Regions from separate parts of the Mus musculus genome. Here region 2 is linked to region 1. The links are chromatin contacts, found by Hi-C or POLR2A ChIA-PET in ENCODE. All regions are on one chromosome and are shown on one strand. The core of a region is the stretch at or near the end of the contact, and the rest is flanking DNA. Distances in the headings are between cores, read along the strand shown. Region 1 holds the start of Kash5 (KASH domain containing 5). Region 2 holds the start of Cd37 (CD37 antigen).

Region 1 (3,830 bases), core at 849-3,348:
TTTGTTGGCATGTGTGTCTGTGCACCATATTTGTGCCTGGAGACCAGAAAAGGGAATCAGATCTGCTGGGGGTGGAGTTATAGACCCTGTGAGCTGCCACATGCGTGGGGCATAAAACCATGCCAGGAAATTCAGTTAGGCATAGCAAGTTCAGACCCAGAGACTCTGTGCACACCTGAGGCTTAGGCGACTCCCTGCTCCCCCACCCCACCCACAGACTCCTGACTTGGAACACATGCCATGCTTCGCACATAAATGTGTCAAGCTGGGCATGGTGGCGCATGCCATTAATCCCAGCACTCGGGAGGCAAAGGCAGGCGGATTTCTGAGTTTGAGGTATGATTTTACACATCCATTTTCCGCCATGACAATAAACTGTTTAGAATCATAGACTGTCTCTTTTCATCAAGATCTGCTGTGGGAGCCATGAAGAAGGCCTTCACCTTCAGAGCCACAACCCACTCCCCCATAGAAGGCTTCTCTGCGCTCCCAGTCACAACCTCCTTCCCTTACCAAGATAAGGACAATAATCCCTGTGAGACTAGCTGGAGTTCCCCTTCTCCCCCAACCCCTGCCCCAGGCTCCAGGCTAGATGCTGTCCCCAGACCTCAGGCCCCTGCTCTTCCAGGACTCCCAGCCGTGCCAGGATTTCCAAGAGTCTGAGAACCCCACAACCCTGGCCTTGTCACAGGCCTGGGACCCCAGAAGGAGCTCTGGCTTTCCCACCCTGGGAGCAATGTCACTTCCTTACAGCCCAGCATCCACCCCAGAGGCAGTATGGGATAAGCCCAGTCAAACTCCCTGCTTCTGTGTCCTGAGTGGCCTGCAATGTGGATGCTGGGAATCCATCTCAGGTGTTCTGGAAAAACATCCATTGCTCTTAAACAGTGGTCTATGTTTCCAGCCCCAGGAATGGATGTTGATAATAGGGACAAAGCTAACAGGGTCCAGAATGCACCACAAGTTGTCCTGAAAACACCCGGCAGACCTTTCATCTAGACCAGGCGTCCTAGTTTGCTTTCTACTGCTGCGGTGCGTGAGCACCACGATCAAAAACAACTTGGGGTGAGCACCATGATCAAAAACAACTTGGGGAGTCTATTTCATCTTGTGATAGATCACAGTCCATCACAGAGAAGAGGCAGGGTAGGGGCTCGAAGGAGGAACTGAAGCTTGCTCAGGGTTTTGTTTTGTTTTTTTTCATACAACCCAGAAGCACCTTCCCAGGGGTGGTCTTGCCCACAGTGGGCTGCCATCCACATCACTCATTAACCAAGAAAATATCCCCACAGGCTTGCCTACTGACAGGGTAACTTTTCAGTTGAGGTTTTCAGATGACTCTGGCTTTTGTCAAGGCAACAAAAAACTAAACAGCACACACAGGGTCTGATGGTCAGTAAGGTGAGAAAGACCTTGCACTTTTTGCCTCTACCTCCCGAGTACTGGTACACTACCCTGCCCAATTCACTAGGCCCTAGGGATTGAATGAGGGCACCCTCAGTCAAACACCGTACCCCTGAGCTACATGCCCAGTCCTTATCATTACATGCATGTGTTTTTAAACAGCAAGGGGTAGGAAAGTGAACATGATAGGGTCTGCATGTGGAATTCAGGGGCCCTCCTTGCACCATGTGGGTCCTGGGGATTCTTCTCAGATCGATCACCGGGATGGGTGGCAAGTGTCTTTACTCTTTTTTGGTTTGGTTTTTTTTTTTTTTTTTTTTTGGCTTTTTCGAGACAGGGTTTCTCTGTGTAGCCCTGGCTGACCTGGCACTCACTTTGTAGACCAGGCTGGCCTCGAACTCAGAAATCTGCCTGCCTCTGCCTCCCAAGTGCTGGGATTAAAGGCGTGCACCACCACGCCCGGCTGTTGGACCCTTAATAATAAAAAAGTTCGAATAGTCCACAGGCATGGACTGAGGCAGGGTGATTGCTTCAAGTCCGAAGCCATCCTGGGCTACATAGCTAAGCAGTAAGTAGAAACTATAATAGTTTGGGAAAACAGCTTGGGTACCTATTAATGCGGGGGGCGGGGGGGGGGGAGGGAATGGAGCGGAAGTGAGGCTGGACCAGACTGCGCATCATTGTGACAGTGGCGGGCGAGCCAGACCCAAAAGAAAGAACTTGGTTCAAAGACTGACAAGAAGAAAAGGATGAACAGGGAGTCCTTCGGTTGAACTCTCTCCTGCTTGGCCCTATTTTGTCAAGCAGAAGGAAAGGATTTTTGTACCGCAGAAGAAAGCTGCCGATAATATCGCGCCATCACCGCTAGCCCCACTAGTGCGCATGCACTCGATCCTCAGGTCCAGCCTATCCTCCCGAGAAGCTCTACGCATGCGCCAGCTCAAGGGTCTTCGTAAGGAGAGACCCGGGCGCCATCCACTCGGAGTGCGCTTGCGTGAGTACAAGAGCCTGAGAGGGCGGGACTTGCAGGAGGCCGGCTCATTTGCATTTCTGGCGGGAAAAGGCGCGTGTGAACACGCCTCTTCCGTGACATTCGCAACCGCCGTTCGTCGCTGGTGTCCCTCAACTGAGTCCCGACTCCAGGTACGCCCTGCCTGTGGCGACTTTCATGGCAGGTTCCCCGGTAACATCACCTGCCAGCTCCTTCAAAAACGCCCCAAGTTTTGAGACAAGGTTTCTCTGTGTAGCCCTGGCTGACCTGGAACTCACTCTGTAGACCAGGCTGGCCTCGAACTCCGAAATCCTCCTGCCTCTGCCTCCCGAGCGCTGGGATTAAAGGCGTGCGCCACCGTGACCGGCTTCCTCAGGAAAATTCTAGTGGCAACTTCGGCAATCCTGTCAGACTCTTGAAACTTCCGGTTGCTTTTTGTTGCTTGTTTTCTATTTTTGTTTGAGACAGACCCTCCAAGTGCTGCCCAGGCTGGCCACGACCTCATGATCCTCATTCCCCAGTTTTAGGATTACAGCTCTCCCAGATGTGCCCAACTGCAATCTTCTAGAACTTTTGAAACCTAACACTTAATCTATTTTGTTTTTGTGGGTAGGGTAGGTGTTTTTGTTTTGAGACAGGGTTTCTTTGTGTAGCATTGACTGTCCTGGAACTCTCTCTGTAGACCAGGCTGGCCTGTGTGCTTCTGGTTCCCACGTGCTGGGATTAAAGGTGTGCACCACCACTGCCTGGCTTTTGTTTGGGTGTTTTTGGTTTTTGTTGTTGTTGGGGTTTTTTGTTTGTTTGTTTGTTTTTGAGTATTTTGCCGGCATGTTTGTATGTGTGTCAGGTATGTGCCTGTGGAGACCAGGTGGTTTTGTATCCCTCTGAACTAAAATTGCAGATGAGGAGGAGTTCACATGTGTGTAGTGGGATTCCAACCCATATCTATCTGGAAGAGTAAACTGTTAGTCCTCTTAACGACTAAGCTACCCTCCAGGGACTCTCTAGGGCTTCAGTAAATTGCCCAGACTCTACTCAAAACCTTGGATCCTGCTGCCTCAGCCTCCTGAGTGCTGGTATCACAGGTGTAGCCCACCACGCCAGCCGCTAGGATCTTCTAGATATCCCATCAGAGTCTCCCTCAAAAACCTGTCAGAGACTTTTCCTCTGAAATCTTGGTGGAGATTTGGTGTTCAAGTCCTATCTGATACTTTAGAAATCTGTAGTTGCCCTACAAGTTCCGCCGGGGACTCTGAAATCTAGTGACACCCCAGAAATGCAGCCCTTGAATTCTAGTCCAGGGATCCCCTCCAGACTTCCTCCATGTTTAAAACCCACAAGACACTCACTGGCCACCTGATATCCCTTGTTCCTCAAGATTTTGTCCGAGTTTCCCCTTGAAAGAGTCTCAGAAAGCCTCTTCTTTCCCTGGTGC
Region 2 (3,830 bases), core at 859-3,358, 34 kb before region 1:
CGCTGAACTCTCCAGCGGCTGTCTGGGTGAAAAGGTCCGGGAGGCCTCGGCATGGAAGCTTAGCGACCTCCCCAGGCCCTCCGGCCCCCTGGAAGGCAGTTCCCACATCGTGAACCCACGAGGCCTTCCCTGCCCTTTCTGTGTCTCTGCGCTATTGCTCCCGTCTCGCCTCCTTCCTCTACCCACGCGAAGGAGTTTGCTGTGGCGCTTCCGGTGCGCGTGCACATACACGTGCTCGCAGCTTCTGACTGCGCGTGCGCCGCAGCGCCTTTGCCTCTGGGCGCAGCCTTCCACCCCTGTGTGACCCCAGTGCTTTGATTCCTTGATGCCACAGGCAGAAATGGTGCAAAGACTTAATCTTCACAATTATTCCGTGTTGATTTCAAACCACTGTTAATTACTAAACGCCTCCCTTTCAGGAGCAAAATAAACACACACACACACACACACACACACACACACACACACACACACACACACAAAGGCCAATTAGGGATTTTAAGGACAGCAGATAAGAATTAAAAACTGGCAAATGAGAGGCCCAGATGTGCCACCAAACGGTGTTCCATCCCAGACCCCACAGGAGGAAGGGAAGATAAGCTAAGTGTCTCAACCTATCTGTCCGATTATTGGGACAATGAAGCACAAAGAAAGGGGAATCTCCCCCTAGGAATCTCATGCTGGGAAAGGGAAAAGATGCCAACCAATGGTTAGCGTGTCCCTGAATAGGATTTCACACGGCTCTAAGAGCTTGGGCGACCACAGGTTGAGGTTGAAGCCCAGACGATGGTGGGTCAGTGGTGGGTAGGACCGCATGGTGGACTGCATAGACATGCATAACATTAGCCTTCTATTTACACCTCAGTCTCAGTGAGGGACCCCAAAAATGAATTGAAGGGGATCACCAGATCGCTTTGTGCCCTTCTAAATGTGACCACACTGTGTGTAAACCTTTTTCTGTTTCCTCTAGAAATTTGGTTCTTTTACTTGGCTTATTGGAGATGGCAGAACCTGCCTTGGAGCACAGCCTGTGGCAGGAGAGGCCCAGTCCCGAAAATTTATCTATCTTCTGCCCTCTATAAGCACCATGTGGCGCAGACATACACACACACACACATCGTTAAAATTTTTTTAAAAAAAGATGAACAGCTTCCAATGTTGTCCTCTGGCCTCCAAAGGCGCGCGCGCGCACACACACACACACACACACACACACACACACACACACACTAACACATACAAATACACATACAGAAAGAAAATAGATGAGACATGTCTCAGAAGGCAGCTGCTGTCCCAGAGAACTAGGCTTTGGGTAGATAGGTGATAGGAACTTCCCACATTAGAAATCTGTGAGGAACTGGGGACTTGACAAGTGTCAGGGACTTCTTTCTGGGCACATCATAGGAAACTTTGAAGATGCTAGGTATGCTCAAGTGACCCCCACTCCAGTGCCTGGCTTTTCTGGGGCCTCCTCCCCTCAGGTTTCTCCGCAGAGGTAGGAAGTGCCATCTGAGGTTCACTTCCTCCACCGGATATTCAGGCACTGCCTCGCTGCCCTCCTCACTCCTGGGACTGTCACACCTCCTCTGCAGCCCTTTCACTTCCCCAGGGGTCCAACCCTGGCCCCCAAGCACATCGGAGCACCTGCTCTAGAAGAAAGAGAGCAAAGAGAGAGACCCAGGGAAAGAGACACACAGGACAGAGACCGCAAAGGCCCAGAGAGACAGAGACAGAGAGGCAGAGACAGCGCGGTGGCTCGAGGCTAATGGGTGCTAAGCAGAAGATCACAGGGTGCAGGGGGCGGAGCCAGTAGCCAGTGAGGTCAGAGTGTCTGTGAGGTTGAACTCTGCAGAAACAACCTTGAAGTCCCAGGACCCACGTGAGTGGAAGTCCATCAGAAGCCCCTGTGCGCCCTGCCTGAGCTATGGACACCTGCGAGGAACCCATTGTGTCCCTGGCACCCACATATTCCAAGGACCCTCAGGTACTGCTGTGCACTCGATGGAACCCTGAAGAAGATAGGGCCCCCGCTGACAGTCACTAAATGAACAGGGCGGGGTGGAGCTCCACCCCCCCGGAACTTCCTCTTTCTCTGCCGGTTTCCTTTGTGCCTCTCAGTCTCTGTCTTTCTTTGCCCACTATTCCCCTTCCCCCCTGCGGCCAACACCTCTTCTGTCTGGGTTTCTCGAGTGGGTCATTCCCCATCTAGGCGAAGATGTCCGCCCAAGAGAGTTGCCTCAGCCTCATCAAGTACTTCCTCTTCGTTTTCAACCTCTTCTTCTTTGTGAGTCTACTCATGGCTACCCAGCCGGGGTTCCAGGGCCACAGTGGCCCTTGATCCGCCCTAGCCTCATTTCTTCTCTTCCCCTAGGTACTAGGCGGCCTGATTTTCTGCTTCGGCACCTGGATCCTCATTGACAAGACCAGCTTCGTGTCCTTTGTGGGTGAGGGGGGCTGCGCAGTAGGGGAGGGTCTTTGGACTTGAACCCAGAATCCCACCCCAAGGCATCTCCTGATATCTCACTCGCCCTGGGGAGGCCCTCAATAGCTACTATCTTCCCAGGTAGGGCTCCAGCTCTGACTGGCACCCCACTGGCACTGCCAGTAAGCTGGATGTGTGCTGGTAAGTAGGAAGTGTAAAGCAGATGTAGCCGGTCATGCCTGTCATCCCAGCACGCAGGAGGTGGGAGATCAGGAGTTCCAGGCCATCCTAGACTACACAGTGGGTTGGAGCCCAGGCTGGATAATGAGGTCCTGCCTCCAAAACAACCACAGCACCATGAGGTCGCGGTTAGGAACAGTAATAACAGAAATAATAGCTATTTCTCAAATACTTCCTGTGTCTCATTTTGGACTGGAACTCAGAGACTCTCCCTTGTTGAGGTTCAGAGAAGGGAAGTCTTTTGCTGGGTGTCACACAGCCAGGAAGGGGAAGAGCAAAAATAAAGTAATAATAACAAGGAAACCATTTAAGGAGGGGACACCAAAACCATAGCAACTCAGACTCACCACATTGACCGCTGAATTGAACAGCGTTTTCATTCGAACCTCGCTCAGAACAATTCTAGGATATATGTGGTGGCCCACACCTGACATTCCAGCATGGGGAGGTGTAGGTGGGAAGATCACAAGGTTCCAGGTTACCCCTGGCTACTGAGTCCGAGGCCAGCCTGAGTTACCTGAGACTCTGTCTCAAGAAAAAAGAAAAAAGGAAAGGAAAGGAAAGGAAAGGAAAGGAAAGGAAAGGAAAGTCCAGGAAATCGATCCTTTATTTCTTTGCCCTCAAAAAGTTTAAGAAATGGATTCAGCTGGGCATGGTGGCACATGTCTTTAGTCCCAACACTTGGGAGGCAGAGGTGGGCAGATCTCTGTGAGTTCAAGGCCACCTAGAGTACAGAGTTCCAGGAAGGCCAGGGCTGTTACACAGAGAAATCTTCTCTGAGAGAGAGAGAGAAAGAGAGAGAGAGAGAGAGAGAGAGAGAGAGAGAGAGAGAGAGAGAGAGAGGAGAAAGCACCTCAGCGTGGGGCAGAAGCAGAGGCCCACCCAGGCAGATTCAGAGGAAGGGACACGGGGATCCAAGAGTCACGGCCTTCCTGGGTGGCCGAGTGGAGCTGCTGTCCTCTCCTCCACCCACTCTCACTGCTTGTCACCACCTCAGGTTTGTCCTTCGTGCCACTGCAGACTTGGTCCAAGGTCCTGGCTGTCTCAGGTGTCCTCACCATGGCCCTGGCTCTCCTGGGCTGTGTGGGGGCTCTAAAGGAGCTGCGCTGTCTCCTGGGCCTGGTGAGTGGCATTCCCCACCCCCCGTTTCGGGCCAGCCCCTGGG

What was found. Hi-C counts contacts between places; a loop is a spot of excess contacts on that map. ChIA-PET counts read pairs that join two places held with the same protein, here RNA polymerase II (POLR2A).
Region 2: a map of v-Abl transformed pro-B cells shows a loop between it and region 1 (1.9-fold over the local background). The contact joins the promoter of Cd37 here to the promoter of Kash5 in region 1. A Hi-C loop is called at or near these places in 3 of 37 maps with a recorded cell type or tissue (left cerebral cortex and v-Abl transformed pro-B cells). POLR2A ChIA-PET finds 5 or more read pairs at or near these places in 3 of 5 experiments (all embryonic stem cell).

What each region holds. Positions count from the first base shown.
Region 1 is chr7:45,203,160-45,206,989 of GRCm38, reverse strand. Kash5 (KASH domain containing 5) reads left to right here and starts at 2,098. Exons shown (of 20, transcript NM_201374.2): 1 at 2,098-2,398. The coding sequence starts at 2,287.
Region 2 is chr7:45,237,117-45,240,946 of GRCm38, reverse strand. It overlaps Cd37 (CD37 antigen), which reads left to right and starts at 2,108. Exons shown (of 8, transcript NM_007645.4): 1 at 2,108-2,287; 2 at 2,375-2,447; 3 at 3,663-3,787. The coding sequence starts at 2,219. It overlaps Slc6a16 (solute carrier family 6, member 16), which reads right to left and starts at 194. Exons shown (of 13, transcript NM_001324535.1): 1 at 1-194.